Linked DNA regions of Mus musculus: regions 1 and 3 are each linked to region 2. Evidence: chromatin loops called from intact Hi-C (ENCODE). Cell type or tissue: left cerebral cortex. All regions are shown on one strand. Links, peaks and the distances in the headings refer to the core of each region. The heading gives the core; the rest is flanking DNA.

The links. A loop is a pair of places that touch in the nucleus more often than their neighbours do. Peaks named below come from ENCODE experiments on the same cell type or tissue, not always from the same donor. Only the 100,000 strongest peaks of a DNase experiment are listed, where the experiment ranks them.
Region 1: it touches region 2 in a loop (3-fold over the local background); 2 of 42 quality-filtered maps call a loop at or near these places.
Region 3: a loop joins it to region 2, with 9 times the contacts of the local background. A loop is called at or near these places in 3 of 42 quality-filtered maps.

The regions. Positions count from the first base shown.
Region 1 is chr7:125,688,642-125,693,641 of GRCm38, reverse strand. It overlaps Gtf3c1 (general transcription factor III C 1), which reads left to right. Exons shown (of 37, transcript NM_207239.1): 6 at 380-503. Among named protein-coding and RNA genes, the nearest start is that of Gtf3c1, 17 kb to the left of the region's middle. In left cerebral cortex, for the core only: no CTCF peak of the experiment used is centred there; DNase peaks (open chromatin) are centred at 358, 1,834 and 2,910; H3K27ac peaks cover 457 bases.
Region 2 is chr7:125,994,387-126,004,975 of GRCm38, reverse strand. All of the region lies in intron 2 of Gsg1l (GSG1-like), which reads left to right. Among named protein-coding and RNA genes, the nearest start is that of Gm51456, 47 kb to the right of the region's middle. In left cerebral cortex, for the core only: no CTCF peak of the experiment used is centred there; DNase peaks (open chromatin) are centred at 4,211 and 4,844; H3K27ac peaks cover 2,198 bases.
Region 3 is chr7:125,891,442-125,902,030 of GRCm38, reverse strand. It overlaps Gsg1l (GSG1-like), which reads left to right. Exons shown (of 7, transcript NM_001101488.1): 6 at 10,301-10,371. Among named protein-coding and RNA genes, the nearest start is that of Gm51456, 56 kb to the left of the region's middle. In left cerebral cortex, for the core only: no CTCF peak of the experiment used is centred there; DNase peaks (open chromatin) are centred at 2,777, 4,769 and 6,349; H3K27ac peaks cover 575 bases.

The DNA of each region.
Region 1 (5,000 bases), core at 1-5,000, 310 kb after region 2:
TATTTATTTATTTTTCTCTACTGCCTTTGGGAAGACTCTGTTAATGATTCATGCATACACTTGGATTTTAAAAGCAGTATGGAAGTCTTGGTGGACAGTCTTCTCTTAGCTCTGCCCCTACCAGTCTTACTCTACCCTATCTACTGTTGCAGGGTCTCTCAGCACATCTCTTTCCCCTCTTTGTAGTCACAGCAGGGTGTCTGTGCTGCTCCATACTTTGTTCAGCTCCTCGAGTGCAGCTTGGCAATCTCATTAGTACCTGTGGCATTTCTTCAGTTACTGTCAATTGGTAATTGTCATCCTGGAAACTAGTGTTTCTGCAGTGCTGGGATTCCCCAGTGCCTTAACTTAGCAGTACCCGTGGGCTTATGTTTTGCAGGGGCTGTGTGAAAGGACATTCAAGCGTCTGTACCAGTACATGCTGAATGCTGGGCTGGCCAAGGTGGTGTCCCTTCCCTTGCAGGAGATTCACCCTGAGTGTGGTCCCTGTAAGACCAAGAAAGGTAAGAGCAGAACCTTGTGGCCAACTGGCTCTCCTTGTTGTCATTTTCTCTGGTCACATTCTGCCTTGAAGTGTGAAGATTACACTTCATTCAGTTCCTTACTGCTCAGTGCCTTCTATCTAAAAAGGATCCGAGAAGTGTGCCCCGAATTCTAGTGGACTCCTCTGCAAGGGTGTCCTCTAGCAGCCTTCCCTCTTGCACCAATCTCTTCTTTGTGCCTTCATTCTTTCCTTTTTTGGTACTGGGGACTGAACCTAGAGTGTTGTGCTTTCTGGGTCAAGGGCTCTACTGCTGAGCTGTTTACCAAGCCCTGTTTGAAATACAGTCGTGTCACACAACCATAAGAGTGTGTTTCAGAGATGGACAGCACAGCATGCACTCACACATAGATAACGAGGGTCAGACACTCAGGGTGGCTTCTTGGTGTAATCCAAAGATAGTCAGCACAAAGTGTACACGATTGGCTGGATATACAGGCATGGTGCTTACAATAATAAACATTTTCTTCAAGTAGGAGGAATATGTTGTAAAATTATCATGGTACTCTGTAAACCAGTAACAGAATAGTTGATTAGCGAGCATTATGTACTGTCTGTCCCTGTGCCGTGCTTTTGCCTCAAATGCAGGAGAAATCATTACACTGTCACAGCAAAGGGTCATTGATTGAGAGAGGTTTTTAACTTCTTTATAACTATGATACTGCTGCTGTGTGTACAGCACACATGACTGCTCTGCATCATAGCCTCTGTAGCCCTACAAGGTTGATCTTAGCATCAACATCTGACCTATAAGAAAGCTCAGAGATGCTAATAGAGTTGGGAGATGGCTTTGTGGGCAAAGGGTTTGCTGAACAAGCATAAGATCTGGGTTTCGGTTCCCCTGAACCCGTGTAAGAAGCTGAGTATGTCGGAGAGCACCTGTAATCATGGTGCTGGGGCAGTAGGGATTGTGAGGTGAAGGTAAGTGGATCCCTGAGGCTTGCTGGCCAGTTTTAAAAAATGAAGGAGAGATGTAGAAGGATTTTAATCCAACAGCACAACTACTCTGGCTATAATACAGACATACCCTTAGCATACACCTTTAATTCCTCTCTCTATAATACAGACACTCCCTTAAGTAAAGTTAGTTTATAGAAAGAAGCATCCATGTCTGAAAGTGACGTCTCCTAAGGCTACTTAGGAGAATAGTGTAGGGAAAAAAGGAAGCAGTTTTACTGGGACAGTTAATAGAGGTCGCAGAGAGAGAACAAGCTAGACACTGGTGAAGACAAAAGGAGCCAGAGAATGAGAAGGAGCCAGAATTAGAACATGTTGCCAAAGTTAGTAAGAGCCAAGAAGAGCAATTCAGGAGAGGCCAAGAAAGAGAAGCCAGATTGAATCACTCAATTTGGAAAGCCTTTGAGTCAGAGCAACTGACTTGAACCAGCCAGCCAGAGTTCAGAAAGAACAAGAAGGGCTGAGCTTAGTCAGCCCCACGTCGCAGAGGCTGAAAACATTGTAGACCTAGATAAGATTGTAAGAAGGCTAGGAGCTTCTAAGACTAGGCCTAGGTTAGCCGACTCTGGAGATAATAGTTAAATCAGGTGAATAAAAGAGACTTTAGCATCAAATGCAATTGACATAGGTTTAATACAGACTTCTGACCTCCATGCAAGCATACCTACACATACATTAGCACACCTTACACACACACACAGTTTGGACAGTCGATATTCCACAGTTATAGACTGTAAAGAAGCTTAAGATAGAGGCTGGAACAATGGCTTAGTGCTTAAGAGCACCAACTGCTCCTCCAGATGGACCAAGGTTCAATTCCCTACACCCCCTATGAGAGCTCACAACCATCTGGAGCCTCATTCCAAGGGAATCTAATGCCTTTGAGAGTATTGTATCCACAGATACACATGCAGACAAAATACCAAACACATAAAAATTTACAAAAAGAAACTTCACAGGGCAGGTAGTTTACAACACCATAGCAACTTCCTTTAAGCCCTTTTTATTCTTGACCTGTGCCTCTTGCTTGACAAAATCTTTGTAAAATCTGAAAGTTGGAGCTTTCAGTAGATTAGAATGGTGGAAGATAAATGTTTTTCTCTAAATGCTACTGAAATGATAATAGAGACATCACATGGGGTAAGCCAAGAACACATCAGCAGCTCTCAGCAACACTTGGTGAGCAGACTGGGAGAGAGCTAAGTACCTATGAAGGGTGGGTAACTAGAAGTTGACACCTGAACTGGAAATGAAAGATTCCAGGTGCCTTTGAAAGGACAAATACAGATGGGGCAGAGATTGGAGGAGCTGATACTCTGCATGAGAAACATCACACTTCACCTCCCTCCTGTGTGCGACGTGTCAGGAGCCTAGAGGGTTTCTAGATGTGTGGGTGTAAGAACATCCTGGGACAAGATGGAGTGCTAGCGGTGGAGGATGTGTGGCTATCCAGAGGTGTGATTCCCAGCAGCTGCTAGTTCCTTTGGCTGTCTCATGGTCCATCACATTTGATGACATTCTTCCACGGTTTCCTAGACTTTCTCCAGCATAGCCACATGCTGCTGGCAAGACCAGAGGAAAGGAATATGGACTGGGAGTGCTTATCTGTCCTGGTTTAGTCAAGGTTCAGGATCTCCAGCCATGGCTTCTGGAACAGCAGAGGGACTAGAGTCTAAGACATGGGTCTTCCCTGAGCTAGGCATGCCCTATACTACTGAGCTCCACTCCACCCCGTCTGATACCTAAAAGCAAATGTCAGCTCTTAGAAGTGTCCAGCCTCTAGAACACGGGCAACCAGAATTAAAAGACCTGGGACTGGAGACTCCTGTTCTGAAAAGTGACCAGTTGAAGGCAAAGGCTTCTCAAAAGGAGTGGATGTTTATGAAAGCAGAGCAGGAAGCTATGAAGACAAAGGAAGGAAAAAATATCTTAGTTCAGTGGCACAGGAGAGAGTAGGAGAAAGTGCACAGAAAGGTCTCAAGAAAGTGGAATGCCAAGTTGAAACTAGAAAGGGCTCGGGGTGGGGTGGGGTGAGTCCCTGAAAGGGATACATGGACTGCTGTGCTGCTGGTACCGTCTCCTTCCACTGGGCTCTTAACAGTTCCGTCACTCTGTAGCAGCACAGCCAGCCAGCCAGGCCTTTAACAGTGGGCCTTTGGGGACACTTCCAAACCATAGCACAGAGAATTTCTCCAGTACTGGTTGAAGGGGAACCCTGACAAGGTAAGACAGATGCAGGATGGGAGGGCTCAGGAGGTCAGAGTATTCTAGTCTCCTGGGCTGTTGGAAGTAAGGTGTTAAAAATCACAGACCTTTCAGTGAGGAGACACAAAGGAAGACTCTGCATTGCTATGCAGGCCACTGTGGCCAGAGTTCTCTTCCAGGCTGAGGTTCCTGCAAATTCAAAGCAACCACTTGACACTAACAGATACTAACTGGGCTTTGAAGTCAGGCAGTCCTAGCTTATGACTTCCTGGTGGGGAGTTAAGCCTTCAGGAAGTTACTTGACCTGTCTCAGCTTCCCCCAGTCAGCTTACTGGGCTAATAGCACCTACCTTCTAAGGTGCTGTGGTGCTCATGTGGGATGGTGGGCTCCGAGTAGGGCCAGAGGCGCATAGCAGGTAGGCTAGATCTAAAGGGGCTTTTTAGAATTTGTTTTAGACAGTGTTACTCTATAGCCCTTGCTGGCCTAGAACTCATCAGGACCTAGAAGTGTTGGAATTAAAGGCAAGTATCACCACACCTGGCTAGATGTGTGTTTTGTTTAGTCTGTTTTTGTTTTTGTTTTTAAACCTGGGAAGTCTTATGTGCAAAGAGAATATAGTAGTAAATTTCCTTCATGACAGTTGACTGGCAGGTGGAGCCTACCTCCCCATTCCCCTCTTACCAGTGACACCTGCCTGCTGCTACATAACATGCAGTCTGTTTCCCTCTGTGTTTCATCGCCTTCAAGCTGTGTCTGTCCACAGGGAATCTCCGTAGGCCTGGCCTGGGAGGACAGGACTTCCTAGGACGGTCAGCATGACTCAGAATACAGGCAGGGATACAGAGGTGGCACCCTAGTTGATCAGTAAGGACAGTTAGACTGGGAAGACTTATGTACACACCAAGCCTATGATTGCTAGAGGTTGTTCTTAGCCATGATAGTCCTTGTACCTACCGTCTTCCATCTCTTTCTTGGGTTTGCAACCTGGACTCCTAGCCAGCCTTTCCCTGTGTGGTGGTCCTGGCTCTTTGGCTTTTCTTAGTGACCTTGTGCTAAGGTCTGTGCTCTGGGAGGAGCTGCTCACACACACCCTTTGCATGCTTTGTGTTCCTAGTGCCTGGGCAGAATCAGCTCAGAGCCAGGTGAGTGTGTGATACATGTAATTTAACCAAGCTCCTTTTCAGTTGCTTTGCATGTGCAGGAGACAGAGCTGAATATAGTTTTCAGCGTTGTATGCCTTGAGCTTTATCGGTTCTGCTTTAGAAAAAAAAAAATTAGTATAAAACATTTTTTCCC
Region 2 (10,589 bases), core at 2,429-7,428:
CGAGGAAAGAGGACACAGTCAGAGTACTGAGACAAGGCACGAGGAAAGAGGACAAGGCCTAGCCAGAGGTGATGCATTATGGATGCTCAGATCAGAGGATCTGGAGTGTACGTGGGTCACCCGCTAGGGACAGCTGCAACCCCGCTCCAGCCAGCTGTTGCCATCTGCAGAGGCCAGGTGCTGAAGAGAGCTGGACTCTGTGTGTGTGTGTGTGTGGGGGGGGGGTTATTAATTGTTTATTTAGTACAAGTCAGAACCTGTACTGGCAGCCACATTGTATGGAAGCCAAGTTCCTAGGTTTAAAGCTGTCCTTCTCCATTCTTCAACTATTTGCTGGGGTTCAGTTCACTTGCCTGGACTGTGGAGATGGTCATAGTGTCTGTCTGCCCAGACTGTAGGGAATTTTAACTGTGACAATTTAAAAAAAGGCTCCAATTAACCAAAGGAAGTGATTTGGGTTTGTTCATTGCTGTCTTTTCAGCACCGAGAACACCGTCAGCCACACAGATGGACATGGCTATGAGTTTACCCAGAACTGCTTCATCATCCACTCACCCATCCACCCACCCTCCACCCATGCATGCATCCCAGTCACCCATCCACCTACCCTTTACCCATGTATGTATCCCACTCACCCATCCACCCACCCTCCACTCATGTATCCATCCCAGTCACACATCCACACACCCTCCACCCATGAATGCATCCCAGTCACACATCCACTCTCCTTTCACCCACTCACCCATCCACCTACCCTCCACCCATGTATGCATCCCACTCACCCATCCACCCACCCTTTATCCATCTATCTATCTACCCACTCATGATATCCACCACCGATTCATGCATATATGCATCCATGCATCCATCCATTTAACAGTCCATCTACTCACTCATCCACTCACCCTCTGTCCATCTATCAAAGCATCCATCCATGTATGCGTGAACATGAACATCCATCCATCCATCCATCCATCTATCCATCCATCCATCCATCTATCCATCCATCCATCCATCCATCCATCCATCCATCCATCCATCCAAACATCCATCTATGTATCCATGCATGCATGCATCCACCCACCCACTCATCTATTCACTCATCCAGCCCTTGTTCAGCTACTACGCCATCAGTCACTCGGGCTGTATGGATTGATCTGATCCTGAAGCCCTGTTAGTTTTGCTGATTTGCTGGCAGCATCTGTGCCTTTTTTTTTTCCATCATGAAAAGCATTGAAAGGTTGCCCAGGCCTGTTTATCTAGATGCCTGTTGCAAACATTCCTTTGTGACTGTCCTGTGATGTTTCTCCTCTTCCTTGTCTTTTTGAGTAATGGCAGGGTCCTCTGTGTTAAGACTTCCAGTAGGTAGTATGTGTATATATTGGGGGTGAGGCACATGTGTGTTGGGAGAGGGTGGTGGTCCACTCTAGCAGTCCCTCCACAGCCTCGGGGGCTCTCTTCATTTTCCCTTGCATTAGAGGTAACAGGTTAGCCCTGGCCACAGGGTTCATCTGCATGTGGAGTGCTGACTTCTCATTTGAGCACACTGGTGTCCTGTGCACCAGGCCCAACCTCCTCTTCTATAATGGCCTTGCCTTTTCTGATCTCTGGAGTTTTCTCTATCAAGCCCCTGACTATGGAAAGAGAACAAACTGAATGTGGCCAGCTCAGCCTGGGCATGGTTCATCCTATTGACTATAACTCAGTAATATGGCTGTGCTCAGCTATATGGAACATTGGGAAATGTAGTTTTATTGTGGGCCCAGGAGGGACAGGAAACATGATATGTGGAAATGCTTGTCATATTCCACACTCTTTTCCCTGCCTCCTGGGCCAGAGAAGCGTGGGGGAGGGCTGCAGGAGAGAGGCTACTCTGGCCTTCTCTTCCCCTAGATGTATGGCAGGCTGTGAAACCTGTAGCTTGTGAGTGTGAACGTCCAGACCCCTGCAACCCACAGTTGCTGCTCCAATGCCCCGGAGCTGGCTTTCTGTATTCCCTACACTTCTGAGGCTGGGAGCGCGGGGTGGGGGCAGTGTGGGGATGAAGGGAGGTGTGGACAGATATCCCTGTGTTGGTTAGAGATTTCTGGAGGAGACATGAAACTAAAAGAGAGCAGACATATCTCCAGAAGCAGTTTCTCCAAGGAGCGGAGCATGGCGCGGAGGGTTTCAGGATACAGAGGATAAGAGAGGGGGAAGTTTGAGGAAGGAAGCGTCCATCTGCGGGTCAGTTCCCCGGTAGTGGTAGTCAGACTGCCTTCTGGAGCTTCTCCGTCCGCCAGGGTTCATGTCATTAACCTCTCATCCTGCCTGCTGGACACTTGTCCACTCAGAACCACTGGGAGAGCTGCCACCCTCTCGATGGCTTGTCACTTTGAAATTGGAGCTGAGAATCAGAATTCGAAGCTTATCCGCTTTCAGGTGCTCTGTTCCTTTCAGATCCCGAGGTCACTGCAGATTCACAGAACACTTATTGATCTATTGGAGGGCCACCACACCCAGGTGTGTGTGTGTGTGTGTGTGTGTGTGTGTGTGTGTGTGTGTGTTCATGCAGGGGTTGGTTTTGCTTGGCCGGGATTCACTCCGTCCTGTCAGTTCAGAATGCTCTTTCTCTGCCAGGGAAGCCAGAGGCGGTGCAGAACCTGGGGAGACCCCTGACTCTGTGCCTTTGGCCGGAGCGGGGTTTTGTTTCCCATTGGTTAATATGGTCCTGAGTGTGACGAAAGGGCACAGTGTGCTCCCCTTAGAAGGCTCCTCACAGCAGGGGGAGGTCTGCTTGACTAGATGCTAATGGCAGACAGTCGCCTGGGTCCACCCTGCCAGGCTGTGGCATTGTGGGATGTTTCTACCAGGACACTAGATGCTTATTAAAGGATGTTTTCCTCAAGGAAGACCTTTGTGGAGCCTGGAATTCTGATCCTTGGGAAGTCAAGAGTCACGACATTCACAAGATGGTTTTCTTCAATACTAGGGAGTCTGAAAGAGGAGGACCGCTCGATTGTCTTCATGCTGTCATTGGACAGGGGCTGCTGAGGTTCTTGGAGAAGGACACTCATTGGCTGAAGGTCTTAGATTCCACAACCCATGTGCAGTTACCAGGGTGACGTCTGGCTGTACTTGGGATGGGATCAAGTTGCCAGGCAAGTGTTCACTGGGGTGTGTCCTCTGCCGAGCATCCTGTGGGCTGATAGGCAAGGTAGGGAAAGGCCTTCTAGATGGAGGATCAGCAGATGTGAATTCCAGGAGCACTTGTGGGTTGTTCTGTCTACAGCAGCTACCAGCTCCAGACAAAGGGATTTGAGAATAGAGGGGAGATAGGTGGGAAGTGTCAGTAGGGCTGGGGTGCAACAAACACCAAAAGTCACTCCAAGAGGGGCTAGAGAGATGGCTCAAAAGTTAAGAGCATTTGCTGCTCTTGCACAAAAGACCAGAGTTTAGTTCCCAGCTTCCCAGCACCCACACTGGGAACTCACAGTCCCCTGTTATTTCTGTTCCAGGGGATCCAAACCCCCTTCTGCCTTCTGTGGGAACCTGCACACATGTGCACATACATACACGTAGACACTCACACATCAATAAAAATAAATCCTTTTTATACACGTCACTCACAGAGCTTGGGCTCCCTGGAAGCCATGCAGAGGGCAGTATATGGCAGTCTGAAGGCTGATTTACCGGTGTCCAGGCAGAAGGCGGCGTCTATGGGAGCAGCATCCCAGAAGGCAACTGATCAGGGGCAGAGAGCTGGGGTTCTGTGTGTATGGAGGAATCCAGTGTCAAGTGATAGCTTAAGATCTGGACTCAGTTCCACAATCATAGGAAGAAAGACCAGTTAGGCCAGACACCTCTCACCACCGGAAATAGACTCAGGAGAGTCCCATAACTGTCAGCTCCAAATCTCTCCCTTTCCTATCATTGTGTAGCTAGACGGGGAAGGAGTAAGAGGAGACAGAGGTCCGGCCTTTTCCAGCAGCCTCTCTGGGGCAAATGGGGGATATTTGCTGCTGGGGCCATTGCTGGAGTAGACAAACTTTGTCTGCATGCTACCCAAACACGATACTTGAGAGGCAAGATTTGGTGAGAAGAAAAATCAGGTTTATTTTAGGATTGATACAGAGACAACAGGGAGGGTTACTCTCCTCCCAGCACCATCTGGAGGAACCCTTGTATAAAGTCCTCTTACAGGGCAGGAAAAGAAAGCTGAGAGTGGGTGGGAGTCTTCAAGTGCCTCTATATCCACTCCCCCACCATGGACAAAATATACTGACCGGCCTTCACCTCCTGGGGCTAGCGCCTCTAAATCTTTAAAAATTCCATTCTGCCCATCATCACCTTAGGCATCCATATAACCTGAAAGTCACTGGATGCTCCGGGATTTGTAAACCTAAGGAAAGATTATTTAGCATGATCATTTAGACTGTAGAAGGCCAGCAAAGAAGAGGGGGCAGGCACAGGAGACTCACACAGTGGCCACTGTTTCCAGGATGGGGCTCCTCACACTCTCTGAGCACCCTCAGCTTCTGGTCCCCCTTGGTGTCCTCTCTCCAGAGTTCTGCTGTCATTTGTCTAGAACACCCCCTTATCATACCCTACTTCCTTCTGCCCACAAATCCCACAGAGCCCTGTTCTATGAATCTTCCTGTTACCTGTCTTGCTCTCTTCATAGGACCTTGGCCTCTTTGAAGGTCCTGCCAGCTTCATTCAGTGCCAAATCCTAGCATGGTATTGGACATCACTGGGGCCTTGGCATTGGTCTAAGCCCATGCTCTAGAGCCTTTGCTGAGCCTCTGCTGAGCTTCTGCTGAGAATCTGCTGCTGAGCATGCTCCATCTCATCAGCCGCGCATCCTTTCAGCAAGCCCACGGCACAGCTGTTTCTTCAGCTCCTTCTTTGCAGAGGAGAACTGGGGCCTGGAGAGGCTGACCACATTGCTTATGCTCATACATCTATGAAGGAATAGAGTCAGTAGTCAAGCCCAGAGCTCTTTGAGGGAGGGGGTTTTATTTTCCTCTGGGTTCCCTCAACTTTCCAGTCTCTTCCACACACTCTTGTTCTTGAAAATAATATTCTTCTCTCATGTATTACATCTCAACTACAGTGTCTCTTCTTCCATCCTCTTCACTTTCTTTCCCCTACCTCCCCTCAGACAAGAGCAAGCCTCCCAGGGACATCAACCAAACATGGCATAACAAGCTACAGGAAGACCAGGCACATACCATCACATTAAGGCTGGATGAGGCAACCGGTAGAAGGAGAAGTTCCCCACAAGCAGGCAAGAAGTCAGAGACAGTCTCTGCTCTCACTGTTAGGAGTCCCACAAGAACACCTAACTACTTAGCCATAACATATGCAGAGGACCTAGGTCAGACCCCTATAGACTTCCTAGCCTCTTCAAGTTCACTTACATCCTGGTCAATTGATTCTGTGGGCCATGTTCTTGTGGTATCCCTGACTCCTCTGTTCCTCTGATCTTTCCTCTCCTTCCTCTTCCTCCTCCAAAGGACTCCCCCAGCTCTGATTAATGTTTGCCCGTGGACTCTGTATCTGCTCCCATATGTTGCAGGATGACGTCTCTGGTCTCTCTGATGATGGTGTGGTAGGCTCTGGTCCCAGAACACTCCACAGGCAGGGCAATCTGTAGGTCGAAGATTTTGTGGCTGGGTTGGTGTTCCAGTCTCTTCACTTGAAGCCTTGCCTGGTTGAAGATGGCTGGTTCCGACTCCATCATCCCCAGCACTAGGAGTCTTTGCTAGGGCTGCTGTTATGGATTCCATGGAGTTTCCATTACCCTAGGTTTCTACCTCACTCCCCAAATGCCCTCCAATTCCAGATGTTTCTCCCAGTATTTTCTCCCCCAACAGCTGATCCCTCCTGTTCAACCCTACCCATCTCCAGTCTACCCTCAAAATCTATTCTACTCCCCTTCCCAGGGAGATCCTTGTATTCCCCCCCTTAACTTCTCCTTGTTATTTAGCCTCCCTGAGTCTGTGGATTGTAGCACGATTATCTTTTAATTTATAGCTATTATTCACTTATAGGTTAGTACATCTCAAGTTTGTCTTTCTGAGTCTGGGTTACCTCACACAGGATGATTTTTCTTAGTTCCAGCCATTTGCCTGCAGATTTTATGATTTCATATTTCCTTATCCATTCTTCTGTTGTGGGACATCTAGGTTGTTTCCAGTTTCTGGCTATTATGAATACAGCTGCTATGAACATAGTTGAGAAGTGTCCTTGTGGTAGGATGGAGCATCCTTTGAGTATATGGTCAGGAGGTGTAGTTGGGTCTTGAGGTAGATCAAGTCCCAATTTTCTGAGAAACCACCACATTTATTTCCATAGTAGCTGTACAAGTTTGCATTCCCACCAGCGATGGAGGAGTGCTCCCTCACTCCACATCCTTGCCAGCATGTGCTATCACTTGAGTTTTTGATCTTAGCCATTCTGACAGGTGTAAGATGGAATCTCAAAGTAGTTTTGATTTGCCTTTCCCTGGTGGCTAAGGAGGTTGAACTTTTCTTTAAACGTTTCTTGGCCTCTGTTGAGAATTCTCTGTTTAGATCTATACCCCATTTTTAAATTGGGTTATTTGGTCCAGTTTCTTGAGTTCTTTTAAGATTTTGGCTATTAGTCCTCCATCAAATGTGGAGTTGGTGAAAATCTTTTCCCATTCTGTGGGCTGCCATTTTGTCCTATTGATGGTACCTTTGCCTTACAAAAGCTTTTCATTTTCACGATGTCCCATTTATTTGTTGTTGATCTTAGTGCCTGCATGATTGGTGTTCTGTTCAGGAAGGTGTCTTTTGTACCAATGCATTCAAGGCTATTCCTCATTCTCTCTTCTATCGGATTCAGTGTATCTGGTTCTCTGTTGAGGTCTTTGATCCACATGGACTTGAGATTTGTGCAGGGTGATAGATATGGATCTGTTTACATTTTTCTACAACCAACATCCAGTTATACCAGCACCATTTGTTGAAGATTCTTTCTCCCCCCCCCCCTGTATATTTGTGGCTTCTTTATAAAAAAAAATTCAGGTGTCCATAGGTGTGTGGGTTTATTTCTGGGTCTTTGATTTGATTCCATTGATCAATGTGTGTGTTTCTATGGCAGTACCAAGTGGTTTTTGTTACTAATGTTCTGTAGTACAGCTTGAAATCAAAGATGATGATACCTCCAGAAGTCCTTTTATTGTTAAGGATTGTTTAACTTCCTGGGCTTTTTGGTTTTCCATATGATGTTGAATATTTTTCTTCCAAGGTCTGTTAAGAATTGTGTTAAAATTTTGAAAGGGATTGTATTACATCTGTATATTACTTTTGGTAGGATGGCTATTTTTACTATGTTAATCCTACTGATCCATGGGCATGGAAGACCTTTCTATTGTCTTATACCTTCAATTTCCTTCTTTAAAGACTTGAAGTTTTTATCATACAGATCTTTCACTTGCTTGTCTAGAGCCACCCCAAGATATTTTATATTATTTGTGGCTGTTGTGAAGGGCGTTGTTTCCCTGATTTCTTTTTCAACCCATTTGTCATTTGTATATAGGAGGGCTACTGATTTTTTTCAATTAATCTTGTATCAAGCCGCATCAGCTGTAAGCATTCCCTGGTAGAATTTTTGGGGTCACTTATATATAGTACCATATCATCTATAAATATGTTGACTTCTTCCTTTCCAATTTAGATCCCCTTGATCTCTTTTAGTTGTCTTATTTTTCTAGCTAGAACTTCAGGTACTATATTGAATAGATATGGAAAGAGCAGACAGCTTTGTCTTGTTTCTGATTTTAGTGGAATTACTTTGAGTTTTTCTCCATTTAATTTGATGTTGGCTTGCTGTATATTGCCTTTATTGTGTTTAGGTATAGACCTTGTATCCATGATCTCTTCAAGACTTTTATCAAGAAGGGGCGTTGGATTTTGTCAAAGGCTCCATCTGATGAGATGATCATAGGCTTTTTCCTTTCAGTTTGTTTACATGGTGGATTACATTGACAGGTTTTTGCATGTTGAACCACCCTGCATCTCTGGGAGGAAGCCTACTTGTTAATGGTGGATGATCTTTTGGATTTGTTCTTGGATTCAGTTTGTAAATATTTTGTTGAGTATTTTTGCATCGATGTTCATGAGGGAAACTGGTCTATAATTCTCTTTGTTGAATCTTTGTGTGGTTTGGGTATCAGGGTGACTGTAGCATCATAATGAATTTGGCAATGTTCCTTCTGTTTCTGTTTTATGAAATAATTTGAGGAGTATTGGCATTGGCCCCTCTTTGAAAGTCTGGTAGCATTCTTCACTCATCCCTCACTTTTAAGCCCCCCCCCACCCTTAGTTTGGTGATGGTTGAGAGGAGTGGCCCTCAGAATACAAACGTGGCTACAGCCTGTGGGTGTGGTGCTGTCTCCCTGCGGATGACACGTGCCTGGAAGGATCACTTGTCCCCTCTGGAGTTCTCAGCCTTCCCTTAGGACTGAAGTTGACAAACTCTTTGAGATAGAGATTAAGAGTTAATTTGGTTCAGCTTGGCACCAGTGGCCCATGTGATTCAAAACACAGGCTTTAGCCTCCAGCACAGCTGGGTCTCAGGCAGGGCTGGCCCTTGGCCAGCACTGGGCTCCAGGCCTATCCCTGGACCCTTCAGACTGGGAGACTAGGGTGGCAATGACACCTCAGGTCATTTTGTTCTGGTTCCTGATAAGACTGTCAAATGTCTTTCCAGATGAAGGTTCCAGTTGTAGGTCCTCTGACCTTCACATTGTATCACAAGCGCTGACCTGTTGGTTACTTATTTGAACACCAGTTGTGTACCTTCCTGCTGTGACTTCTCTAACCTGGCCTTCATGGGCATGTTTTTATTGAGGTCAAAACTCTGAGGAGAAGAGCAAGCTGATGCTACTGCTCTAATCAATGCCAAGGCTATGATTGTCGTTGCATATTTCCAATGAATTGACTAATCTACAGTTCTTTCCCTCTAGTCCTGTGCCACCATACCCCTGTGTACTGGCCACATCCAGTTCTGTGTGAAACATTTATGTTTGTACTTGTTCTGATGCACATATAGCTTTCTATGTGTGCTTAAATGTAGATAAATTGTATATGTGTCGGTCAGTAAGGTCTCCAATAAGGCTGTGTAACAAATAACTCCAAACTCAGTGATCAGTGTACAGAAATAAGCCCAAGCTTTCTTGCTTGTGTCTGTTGGTTGCTGTGACAGGTGCTTGAGGTTAATGGATGGGTGGGGTCCAGGTTAGGGTTTGGGTTGGCTTAACCTACAAGTCTCCCATCATCCTGGGGTATCTACTCTGAGAATATTGCCAGAGCAATAGCAGAAATGCAAGACGGATGAGTGTAAATCTGTGATGCCTCCAGAGGCTCAGCTGGGTTGAGACATGGTCATTTCTGTCCATGCTGCCTAAACAACGCATGTCAGAGACCCACTGTTAATCGGGAAGGAGCAGCAAGTGAAGATGTTTTGCTAACAATGGGCCACATGAGTAACAGTGGCCCCATAACACTAAAAACAGCTAAAAAAACCAATCACTTCTTATGAGTGGCCATTATGGTGACACTGTAAAACATGTTATGTGTTTGTGGCAATGATGGTGTGGACCTGCCACTCTGCCTCAAGGAGAGCAGTGCATTCATGAAGGAGCCCCCCACCTATGCCCACCTATAGTGGTAACACTGGGCGGTGCTGTTTAGCAACTTACTATTCTATCTTTCACCTACTTTAGAGTGTGGTCCTACTTATTAATAACCAGTTCTAGAGCTGGGGCCATGATTTGGTAGTTAAAAGCACTTACCTCCAAGCCTGGTGACCTGAGTTAAATCCCAGGGCCTAACACAGTGAAAGGAGAGAATTAACTCTCACAAGTTGTCCTCTGCCCTGCACATGCATAGCATGATAAGTATTCATGTGTGCACACACATGAACCAGATAGATAGATAGATACATAGATGGATGGATGGATAGATGGTTGTAGGTGGATTGATACTATTTTAGGGGCACACATCGTGGTACATCTGTAGTATCAGCACTTGGGAGGCTGGGGCAGGAAGATGACTATTTCAAGATCAGCTTGGGCAGTGTATCTAGTACACCCTCTGACATACATAGTGTAAAGTATGCCATGTCATGGTGACAAAAGCAGCCCCCCACCCCCTGCAGCTTGTGTGCAGCTAGTCTCTAGATGCATCAAGAGACCACACTGAAGCCAGGCATGGCAGTGGCCATCTGTTATCTCAGAACTTCAGAGGCTGAGACAGGAGAATTTCAAGTGCCATGACAGCCTGAGCGACATGGTGAGACCTGGTCTGAAAAAGAAAAGTTAAAAACCACATTGGGTGAGTGACATCTGTCACAGGTGTGTGTAAGTGCCCCGTGAGTGTGCATGAGAGGGTGAGATTCCCTGGTGCTGCATGCCTCGGGATGTGTTCATGTTGTGAGGCCAGACGGCACATTCAGCTCACATCCGGGGAATGCTGAGTTTCCTGAATAGTGACTCAGGCCATCTTGCTGCTTCTTAGTTCTCCACAAGCCCCATGTTTGTGACCTGCTCATATGGCTGTCTATACCGACCCTTGCCA
Region 3 (10,589 bases), core at 2,724-7,723, 100 kb after region 2:
TACAGATGTGGGGGGCTCTGATTCAGGAGTCAGCCTTCTCAAAGGCATGGTGCTTTCTAGAATGTCCAGGGTGCTGGATGCGGTCAGCAGTGGTGGAAGGAGGCCCGGGCTTCCTACTCACAGGAGTAGGAACACTGAGCTTGCTCTCCGTGGAAGCTAATCCCTGAGTGGGAGCCTGCCATGAGCACACCTTTCCTGATCCTTGCCTCCTTCCCTGTCCCCTTTCTTCTCTCCTGTGTTTCTTGAAGCCACCTTCCCGATACACCCTGTCCCCTGTCCTTGGGTGTGAGGAGAGGGGGCTGAGGAAGAGGTAAATGCAATACTCCCAGTGGGTGTGGCTGAGCAGCCCCAGGAGCATACCCTCAGTGTGTGTGGAGGAGTAAAGGGAAGAAGACTGGGCCAGAGAGTTCTTTAGAGGCTGACCATGTATGCCAGCCACATGGAGTGGGGGATGGGTCCCTGCATGATTATTCCAGACCTTTCTCTGACTTGGTCTTTCCTCTGCCTCATCCCTTCCACCACAGGTGCTCCAAGACTGCCCTATTCTGGGGTTTTGCATCTGTAGTACCCCCTGGGATACACATCAGTTCACCCTCTTCCTGGCCACTTTTCTGCATGTATGCCTTGCATACTTAATGCTGGAGTTAGTGTCACCTGGTCTCCAGGGTTGTGCCAGAAACCGAGTGGGAACTCATGAGGTACTTTCCTGGCGACCAAGGATTACTTTCCTGGTAATCTTTGATGCTTGGATACTGCCTCCCTTTTGCCTGGCGGTTCACTCCGGTCTCCTTATCTGCAGACAGTGTCCTGGCAGAGAGGAGGCCATTCATTCCCAGCATGCTCAAGAGCTTGTCCCAGCTCAGCATCAGTAGCCAGGACCGGAGATGGGCAACCCTCAGAACCTAAAGCTGTGGTGAATAGCCTGAAGCCCCCAGTGCCTCATTAACACCACAACTGCGTGTTATACTTTCATGTGATCCAACTAGGGAAATTGCACCCTGCGCTGCGAAGGGAGCAGCTCAGATCGTGCATACCCCACCCTGGCAAGCGGCTTCTCATCAAGCCCCAGTTCCTGAAGCCCTGGACTGCTCAGGCTCGTGATGAGTGCTTCCCGGCATACGTGCAGAATATCACTTTGCACATTCATAACTTAACATTATGCAGAGGTTCATCAAATTTGATTTCCCTTCCCTCCGAGGAGAATGTTTCAGCCCTGCTGCTCTGTTCTATTTTCTTCCTCTCCCCCCCACCCCGCCCCCCTTGCTCTTTGCCTACAAGCAGCTCTGAGCATGTGGCTTTGTTGCATGGCTTTTGCAGGGCAGCTGAGAGACACTCAGGAGAGCCGCTGGGAAACAGAGTGCTGTGGTCTGACCTGGCTCTTCACTGCTGTGTGACTTGGCTCTAGGCAGCAAACAACTCTGGGCCTGTGTCTTCTGCACATAAAGAGAATCCAGGTCCCTTGGCATCTGGAAATGCTGACATTTTGTTCCCCTGTGGTGTAATGGGCTCAAGGCCCCGCATGAGAAGGCAGAGGGGAGAGGGAGAGGGAGAGGGAGAGGGAGAGGGAGAGGGAGAGGGAGAGGGAGAGGGAGAGGGAGAGGGAGAGGGAGAGGGAGAGGGAGAGGGAGAGGGAGAGGGAGAGGGAGATAAGCTTGGAAACCACCTGCTTAGGTTAGAGGCAGGATAGTGCTTCAGATGGGTTGTTAATCTTGTAACAGCTCAGCCTGACCCACACCCCCTAAGCACCCCAAGTGTGACTGACTTATTAATGCCCACAGAATCTCTAGGAGGTATGGAAAAAGTGTTGTCCCTACTTTACATATGCCAAGTTGAGTCCCAGAGGGGTGCTGTGATTTGTCCAAGGCCACACAGCTGGCTAGTACCATCCCAGGCCACATAGTTACCATGGCATTTAATCTTGGTCCTTGATGACTATTGTGTGGCAAGGACAGAGTAGCCTTGGCAGAGGAGTCTCCGGGTAGAGGAGCCTGGGTGGAGGAGCCTCAATGTGAGAGGCAGGCAGGGCCAGCACACGCAGGCTGGGAAGTGTGAGCACCTGGCTCATCACAGCACAGTGTTGGTTCCCACTTCCCCATTGTCACCATCAAGAAAGGAGTCTGCATCCCACCCTCTATATCCCCGTGGGGTCTGGAAACTGCTGCTCTGGGAAGCTGTTGGGCAGATCGGCCTGGGCTGTCTCTTCCCTACCTCATTCCCACTCTTACCCAGGTCCTTTTGGAATTTTCTCAACAAGAGTCCTTCAAAGGTGTGAGGGGCTGTTAGGTGGGTTCTGAGTGGCTAGGGGCTTTGAAACATTGTGTGTGTGTACATGTAAACACATGTATGTGCACACGTGTTAACACATAGCATTCTCATGGGAAAGGGCAGGTCATACCACCAGGCTGGCTGACCCAGCCCCTGAAAACTGGCAACTGGGAGTGGTATGTCCTAAATCTATGAAGCCTCTAGAATTCTAAAGGCTTCTTGCCCACTGTCTTGCTGCCAGCTGTCCCCAAGGAGAGAGTCGTAACTGGCCTCCTGGGGAGTGGGTGGGAGCTGTTGAAGGTAGGCACATATTTGCAAATCAGGGGTTCTTTTAAATACTCAAATGCTCAGATCTGGTTTAACAGCATGTGAGAGGAAATAAGACCTGTTGGGTCAGACCCTGGAGAGAACTCCACCACACTGACCAAGCAGCCTGCCTCCCTGTGGGTGCGGCAGCCTCTGAGGAACCAGGAGCCCAGAGCTGTTGAGAGGACACTCCCACTCGGGTGGCCTCCTGCCACCTGCTTCCCTCCTGCTTCTTGGCTCTTCTGATGACTCATAGCACATGCTCATTCCTTGACTCAGCTCGAGGCATGCAGCTCACTCTGCTCGCCCTGTGTGTCAGCCTTTCCCGAAGGGAGCTCACTCTTGCTCTGCAGCCCGACCCAGCCCCTGGATCCACAAGGGCTCTGCAACACCAACATTGTTAATTAGCAGCAGGTCAGCCGGGGTTTCCCATGGCAGCCGTGTCTTCTAGCTCTCTGCCTGCCCTGAGCCCTGAGTCAGTGGAATCAGACTTTGAGTTGAGTCTGCGAGCTACGCTTGGTGGCAGAAATTGTGGGAGTGAGAATGGCAAGTTCAAAGCCTGCCTGGCCTACAGAGTAAGTTCAAGGGCAACTTAATGAGACTCTGACTTTAAAAAAAAAAAAGTAATAAATAAATTTAAATTTTAGAAAAGAGGGTGCTGGATGTGATAGCAGATGCTTTAGCCCCAGCACGTGGGATGCAGAGGCAGATGCAGTTCTGCAAGTTTGAGGCCAGCCTGGTCTTCATAGTGAGACCCTATCTCAAAAATGAATGAATGAATGAATGAATGGCATAGGTTTAATCATTAGTACTGCAAATATCTATACACATACACATATACATGCACATATACAGCATATATGTGTGAATACATATATGAGAAAACAAGTAGAATAACCTTAGGGGCACGAGTACCCTCACCAAGTTGCTTCACCTCTGGGGAGTCCTGTTGTCTGGCTGGGGAGTGAGTGTGTCCTACCTCCCAGCATGGTCACAAGGTGACTGGAGACTTAGTAGGAGCATCCTCTCTTGCTCCCCGCTAGACTTCTGAGATCTCCCTCTGCACAGGGAGAATAATACTACCCCCTTAGGAAGAGGGGCATCCTTCAAGCCAGTGTTTCCTATCCCTGTAATCATCCTAGCAGAAGAGTAGGGACTCTGGGTCTCTCCTTTGATCTATCTGACTTCTAAAACAGTGGGCCCCAAGGAATTGGAATTTTCTGGGAATCCCATACTGAAGTCTGCTGCTTCCAGGGAGTGGCCTGTCTCCTAGGGAGAGATTTCACAGGGTACTTGTACTGGCTAGTTTTGTGTCAACTTGACACAGGCTGGAGTTATCACAGAGAAAGGAGCTTCAGTTGAGGAAATGCCTCCATGAGATCCAGCTGTAAGGCATTTTCTCAATTAGTGATCAAGGGGGAAAGACCCCTTGTGGGTGGGACCATCTCTGGGCTGGTAGTCTCAGCTCTATAAGAGAGCAGGCTGAGCAAGCCAGGGGAAACAAGCCAGTAAGGAACATCCCTCCATGGCCTCTGCATCAGCTCCTGCTTCCTGACCTGCTTGAGTTCCAGTCCTGACTTCCTTGGTGATGAACAGCAATGTGGAAGTGTAAACTGAATAAACCCTTTCCTCCCCAACTTGCTTCTTGGCCATGATGTTTGTGCAGGAATAGAAACCCCGACTAAGACAGTACTGAAGGCTTATCAGACACCTTGTAGACCAGACCAGACCAGACCAGACCAGACCAGACCAGAGCCCACACAGTGATGGACAGACAGACAACACCTTGATATGGACACATCTTACCCTCTATTTAAACCAAACCTCCTTCCAGGGCTTCAAAGATGGTTGTTTGGGGTTTGGGATCATCATTTTTCTGTTAGATCCTCTTCTCAATGTGGCCACATTGAGTGAGTCTCTTTTCTCTGTGTCACATGGAGTAGAAACCATTGCAAAAGTCCCTCCCTGAAGCCAGCTCTCAGAAACGGCATTTCCCAGACGGTCACAAAGCAAGCTGCCTTGCATGTCAGGGGCCTACATGGGACATTGTCATTCCTGCATGGTGAAGGGTACCTCTGCCTGCTCAGTGGCCAAACATCTCAGCAGTCCCAAAGGGTGTTCTGAGTTCACCCCAGCACCACAATCCCTTCTTCTGCCTGCTACCGGGCTGCGTGGAAGGCCTCTCTCCCATCCTCACTTCCCACTCATGACACTACCCACGCCAATCTGTCTCTCAGGCCCTCCACAACCCACTAAGGCACTCTCAACATCGAGTGCAACACACTCTAACATGACTGCCCAGTCCTGGCTTTTGAGATCTGTTGCCCTGGTTCTGTAGCTCCCACTTCAGGCAACCCCAGTCAACTATTCCCCTGTTGCTCTTCCTGGTGTTTTCCCAGGGGCGATTTCTGCCCTTTCCACTTGCAGGGTATCTGGAGGACTCTTTGAAACACAGCAGTGCAGTAACTGAGGCAGAACTGACCACCCACAGAGATCACTCAGAGTGTGGACATGGTCTTCTTTATTTCCTACCCTCCTCTCCTTGGTATTGCTGAGTGCCATGCTTCCTTAGGCCAGGGAGCCCTCCTCTTCTTCCCTCAGTGACCACATGGCTTGGGACACCCACATCTCAGAATCCCACTCTTTGATGCAGCTACACTTCCTATTTCAGCATCTAAACGTGACTGCCCATCAGCATGGCTAAACTTACTCACATGCTTGCCCCCCAAACGGAGCCTACTTGCTTCTCTGCCCCAATTGCATGTTTCTTTCATAGGTGTTCAAACTGGTGAAAACAGGGTCCCTGGTCCCATAGCTCTTCTTACCCCAAGACCAGTGAATTCTCATCAACACAACTAGACCTCTGCCTTAGTCCCTGTTTTATTTCTGTGAAGAGACAGCATGACTAAGGCAACTCTTACAAGAAAGTTTTTAATTGGGGGTTGGCTTACAGTTTCAGAGGCTTAGCCTGTTCTCATCACGGCAGGGAGCATGGTGCTGGAGCAGGATTCAAGAGCTACATCCTGATACATAGGCAGCACACAAAGGCACTGGGCATGGCCTGGGCTCTTTGAAACCACCAATCCCACCCCCAGTGACACACTTCCTCCAGCAGGGCCATGCCCCCTAATCCTTCTGATCCTTCTCAAATAGTTCCACTTTCTGATGACTAAAGCACCACAGACTCCCTTACCCATGTGCCACCTCTGCAGCTTCAGGGACCCATGAAACATGGGAAGTTACAGAAGTCAGAGAATCATTGGTCCATTTTTGACTCCCAGTAGCTGTTGCTCAGCAATGCTCTGATGTGACCAGGATAATGGCCCCTCCTCTCCATCCAGAGTGCTGATGGGACTTCCTTGGTCCTCAGGGCATCATGGGAACATCCCAGCCTTGCCCTGTGTTCTGCCTCATTCTTTGCCTGCCCTGGTGTCTCTGATCTATTTGCACTCTGGGCATCCAAGCATGAGCACATGATCATACCAAGGCATCATGGCTTGTGGACAGCTGGCTGTGCTCCTTCCCCATGGGAGCAGTCCTCAGGATGGTGGAAGGGTCTCCTCCCCATGAATCAGGAGGTCTCATGCTGTCCATGGAGCCTTGCAATAGGAGGAAGCCTGTGGACACCTTGAAGGAGGCATGGAAGATTGGCATTTGGAGGGGACTAATGCTGGAGACTTCATATATTTCCACCCTTGCCATTCACAAGATGTCTGCATGCCTCTCTGCAGAAATGGAGACAAAATAAAGCACTCTTCAAGACCAGGCCAGAACTGAATGTGGTGGGGGAACTGCTCTTTCCTGATATATTCCAAATGACTCATCATGCAAAAGAAAGGGAAAAATTTCGAAAATAAGATATCTTTAAGACCCATCATGTTCTCCTTCTCTTGGAGCTGCCCTTTTGGTGGGATGCCGTGGAATCTTCATTTACCATCTGCAGGTCATTTATTTCTTGTATTCCTTTTAATTCTATCCTTCACTCCTTTCTAAATTGACCATTTAAAACCAATGTGTTTTCAGTCCTCTGGGGCTGTCTTCTGGATCTGTAACTTCTGAGTCTCAGATCTAGCTTTGAGGAGGCTTTGATGGGACTTCTCGGGGCTCCTTGCAGGGCACTGCTCCAGGCTGGGGTCCTTGAAATTGTTATTCCAGGGAGGAGTGTGTCCCCCAGGATTTAGAGATTGGTGCCCAGAAGATCCCAACACCTTTGAATTGCACCAATTGATCCTGCGGATCCACACCAGCATTGGAAGGCATGACAGAGAGTGGGGTGGGGGTGGGGGTTGTCCATAGGGTAGGAAATGGTGGAGGGAGTGTGAGAAGAACATCTGGAAGCAACATCTGGAAGAAATGGCTACTTCCTGAACTCCTCAGCTTCTTCCTACCAACTAGCTGGGCAGAGAAACAGTTGTGGGAAGGTCTTGAGCCATGCCTCAAAGCCAGGAGAGCCAGGCTTAGCAGTTGTTCTGAGATTCAACTGGGATTTGCAACCTACAGTATGGACCTCCATGGAGCCCATGAGAAAGCATAATCTAGCGGATTCTCAGAGTCTACGTAATTGTGGCTTTGGGTGATATCTGTGCCCATTAAGTTTGGGAAACATTGGGCTGTGAAGCAGAACAGATAGCCATCCTCAGGATCCCAGGAGGCAATGTGGCCAGCAAGGGTCAGCAGTTGGGCAGGGACTACCTAAAGTGTTCAGAATTGAAATGTATTCTTGGTGGATTTGTCCTTTGATGAGTATGAAGTGTACTTCCCTATCTCTTTTGATTAGTTTTGGCTGAAAGTCTATTTTATTAGATATTAGGATACCTACTCCAGCTTGTTCCATGGGTCCATTTGCTTGGAAAACTTTTTTTTAGCCTTTTACTCAGAGTGGAGTGTCTATCTTCGTTGCTGAGTTGTGTTTCTTGTATGCAGCAGGCTGATGGATCCTGTTTATGCATCTACTCTGTTAGCCTATGTCTTTTCATTGGAGGAATGGAGAGATATTACCACTGATTGTTAGTTCTTATTATTCTGATGGTGGTATTTGTGTGTGTGTGTGTGTGTGTGTGTGTGTGTGTGTGTGTGTGTGTGTGTGTAAGAGAGAGGGGGCTCTCTTCTTTTGGTTTGTTGGCATGAAGTTATTCATTTCTGTTTGCAAACATCTTCAGAACAGAAATGGCGGCCAGTGCAGGCTCTCTAGCTGATGCTGGTGGCAGTTCAAGCCTACGTGGGATGCATGTGCAGGGGTGCATACTGAAAATGGAGAGGAAGAGATCCTTTCTCACAGAAGCATGGAGTCAGATAGTGCCGGCAGTGGCTGGAAACAACTGGCCTGGGGTCAGGGAAGGGAGGCTGGCTTTGAGGATGGTTCTGATGGGATATTGTGCAATGAGGCCATGCAGGGAATGAGGCAAAGCTGATGATGGGTCCTTGCCCACCTTGTCCATCTTGGCTCCATTTGGCTGCAGCCCATCTAACCACATGAGAAGATTCGACCTGCAGAGGTCTACTGTGCCCTCGTTTCTTCTCCCTCTCTGAGAGCCAGGTGTTAGTGTTCAGGGCCCCTCTGCACTGCCACCCTCCCCTGTTGCTCTTTTGCTTTCTGGACACTGCTCTTGGCTTTGACCATGACTGCCCTTGGACCTGGGAGAGCAACTCAGTGGCTTCGGTGATGTGACCATCAGTGAGTCAGTCCACTGACAGCTCAAAGTCTTTCCTCTGCGTCCTTCAAAACATGAATGTTGGCGCAGGCAAGGCAGAGGAGGCCTCTCATCCCAGCATGCAAGAGACTTGGAACAGGAGGATCTCAAGTTCAGTGCCAGGCTGTATAATGGGACCTTGTCTCAGAAGTCATCAAGAAAGCTAACTGGGATGATGGAAGAAGGGCACACGTGCTAATGCAGCAAAGGAGCACCTCTCTATAACTGGAGCTTTGTGGTGACACTGGGTGTGTTGCCGATGACGAGAAGACTCTCGGCTATGGGAATAAAGAGGGCAAATGGCAATGGAAGTTGTGGATGGATGAGTTTGCCTGGTGCTACCCACATACAGCGTTAAGCAGCAGGTAATAGATGCCCACCCACTGGATGGAGGAATTGAGACAGGGGACATGGAAGACATGTACAGATCTAAGCAGCCAGCACAAGGTAGAGCCACAACTCAGGAGAACCTGAGGCCTGGGAAGGTACACGTGCCACATCCAATGTCCCTGTTCCCGCCTGCCACCCATCAGAGTGTGGGTTCTGCCAAGCCCCTTTCAGTCCTTTTAGACACTTTCTGGGTCTCTTCACACAAAGCAGAATTACTTCCCAAGAAATTTCTGCTCAAATCACCTTGTGACATTTGCAGCTGTTTTCAAGCAAGAGCTTGATGTCCCTGGGGAATGTCGTGGCCAGGAGCAGCCAGGTTGCAGGCTACTGTGTGAGGACCAGCAGAGACTTGGAACATGAGATGACATCTGACCCAACAAACCAGACCAAAGCCTAGCCCTGCCGGGAATCGCACTGCCCTACCCCCCACTGCCTTTGCTTTTCTCTTCTCTCCTCTTAACTTTTGTTGAGACAGGGTCTTGCTTTCAAATTCATGATGCCCCTGTCTCAGCCTCCTCCGCTCCCAGCTTCTGTGTAGAGTCAGTTCTGGTAGATTCTCCAGTGCAGGTCCACATCTGCTGGCCCTGCGGAGCTGTGGCAGAGCTTGTACCTTAAAGAGAAGGGCTGAGCTTAAAGTGGCTCTGGGTGGCAGCCGACCACCCTTCTACTACAGCCTTCTGGGGGCTGAGTGTCTGCTTCCAGCAGGAAAACACAGGATCCAAGTGACATCTGAAGATCTGGGACACTGGGGTGGGATGAACTGTGGACCTCAGTTCAACAGTGACCAGGCAGTGAGACTCTGTAGCTCCCAGCTCCCCTTTACCTCATCTTCCCTATGTGTTTGGTGGGTGCAGTGGTTGTCGTTGCTGTATTAGTAATAGCAGCCACCACATCGTGGCCTCTGCTGTTAGTAATGACAGCCACCAGAGCACCTCTAATAGTTGTTTCAAGAACTAAATAAAGCCCAGGAGCTGATACAATATGAGGAAGGAAGACCCACATGGGGTTTAAAACTCCATTTATTATATGTAAGTACACTGTAGCTGTCTTCAGACACTCCAGAAGAGGGAGTCAGATCTCATTACATATGGTTGTGAACCACCGTGTGGTTGCTGGGGTTTGAACTCAGGACCTTCGGAAGAGCAGTCAGTGCTCTTAGCCGTGGAGCCATCTCTCCAGCCCTGTTTAAAACTCCTAATGGGTAACTTCTAGCAATAGCCAAGTTGAGACCCACTGGGTTGGCACAAGCAACCTTCTGACAGGAATTAATTTTATTTATATATGTGTGTAGCGCATCCCCCTTTGTCCCTGTTTCCCTCTTTCCTTCCCTCTCTATCTTCTTCCTCTTCTTTTCCCCTTCCCGTGCACGTGTGTGTGTGTGTGTGTGTGTGTGTGTGTGTGTGTGTGTGTGTGTGTGTGTGTGCAAGCCCTGGCCATGTGTATGGTTACTGATTGCTTTGCAGCCCAATTGTCCCTTGAATACCTGTTTCTTTTCCATAGATGGGAAAAGTGGTGCCCATATCTCAGGGTGTGGGCAACAGGTAGAAGGCTACTTTGAAAGTTGTCATGGTGCTTCTCCAGCCCTGGGTATGCTCTGCTCTGCCTGCCTTCTCATTCCAGTCTTGGGGTTTTCTTTTGTTTCTTTCCAGGATTGAGAAGGGGGACGTGAGTGAAGAGGAAGACTTCCGCCTTGCCTGCCGCCACGAGAGATACCCGACCCGTAAGTGCCACGTGGTGGACAGGGAGCTGTAGCAGCAGTCTCCTCCCGACACACACCACACATGGGAAGCCTGGCAGCTCCGGGCCTGGCCTGACATCCCCAGTGGCCTTTGAGATCAGCCCTGGGTGGGATCCACCGAGGCAGGGAGAAAAACATTGGACAGATTAGCTTAGGGGCTCCGAGCACATTCACTTCACCAGCCTCACTCTGACGGACAC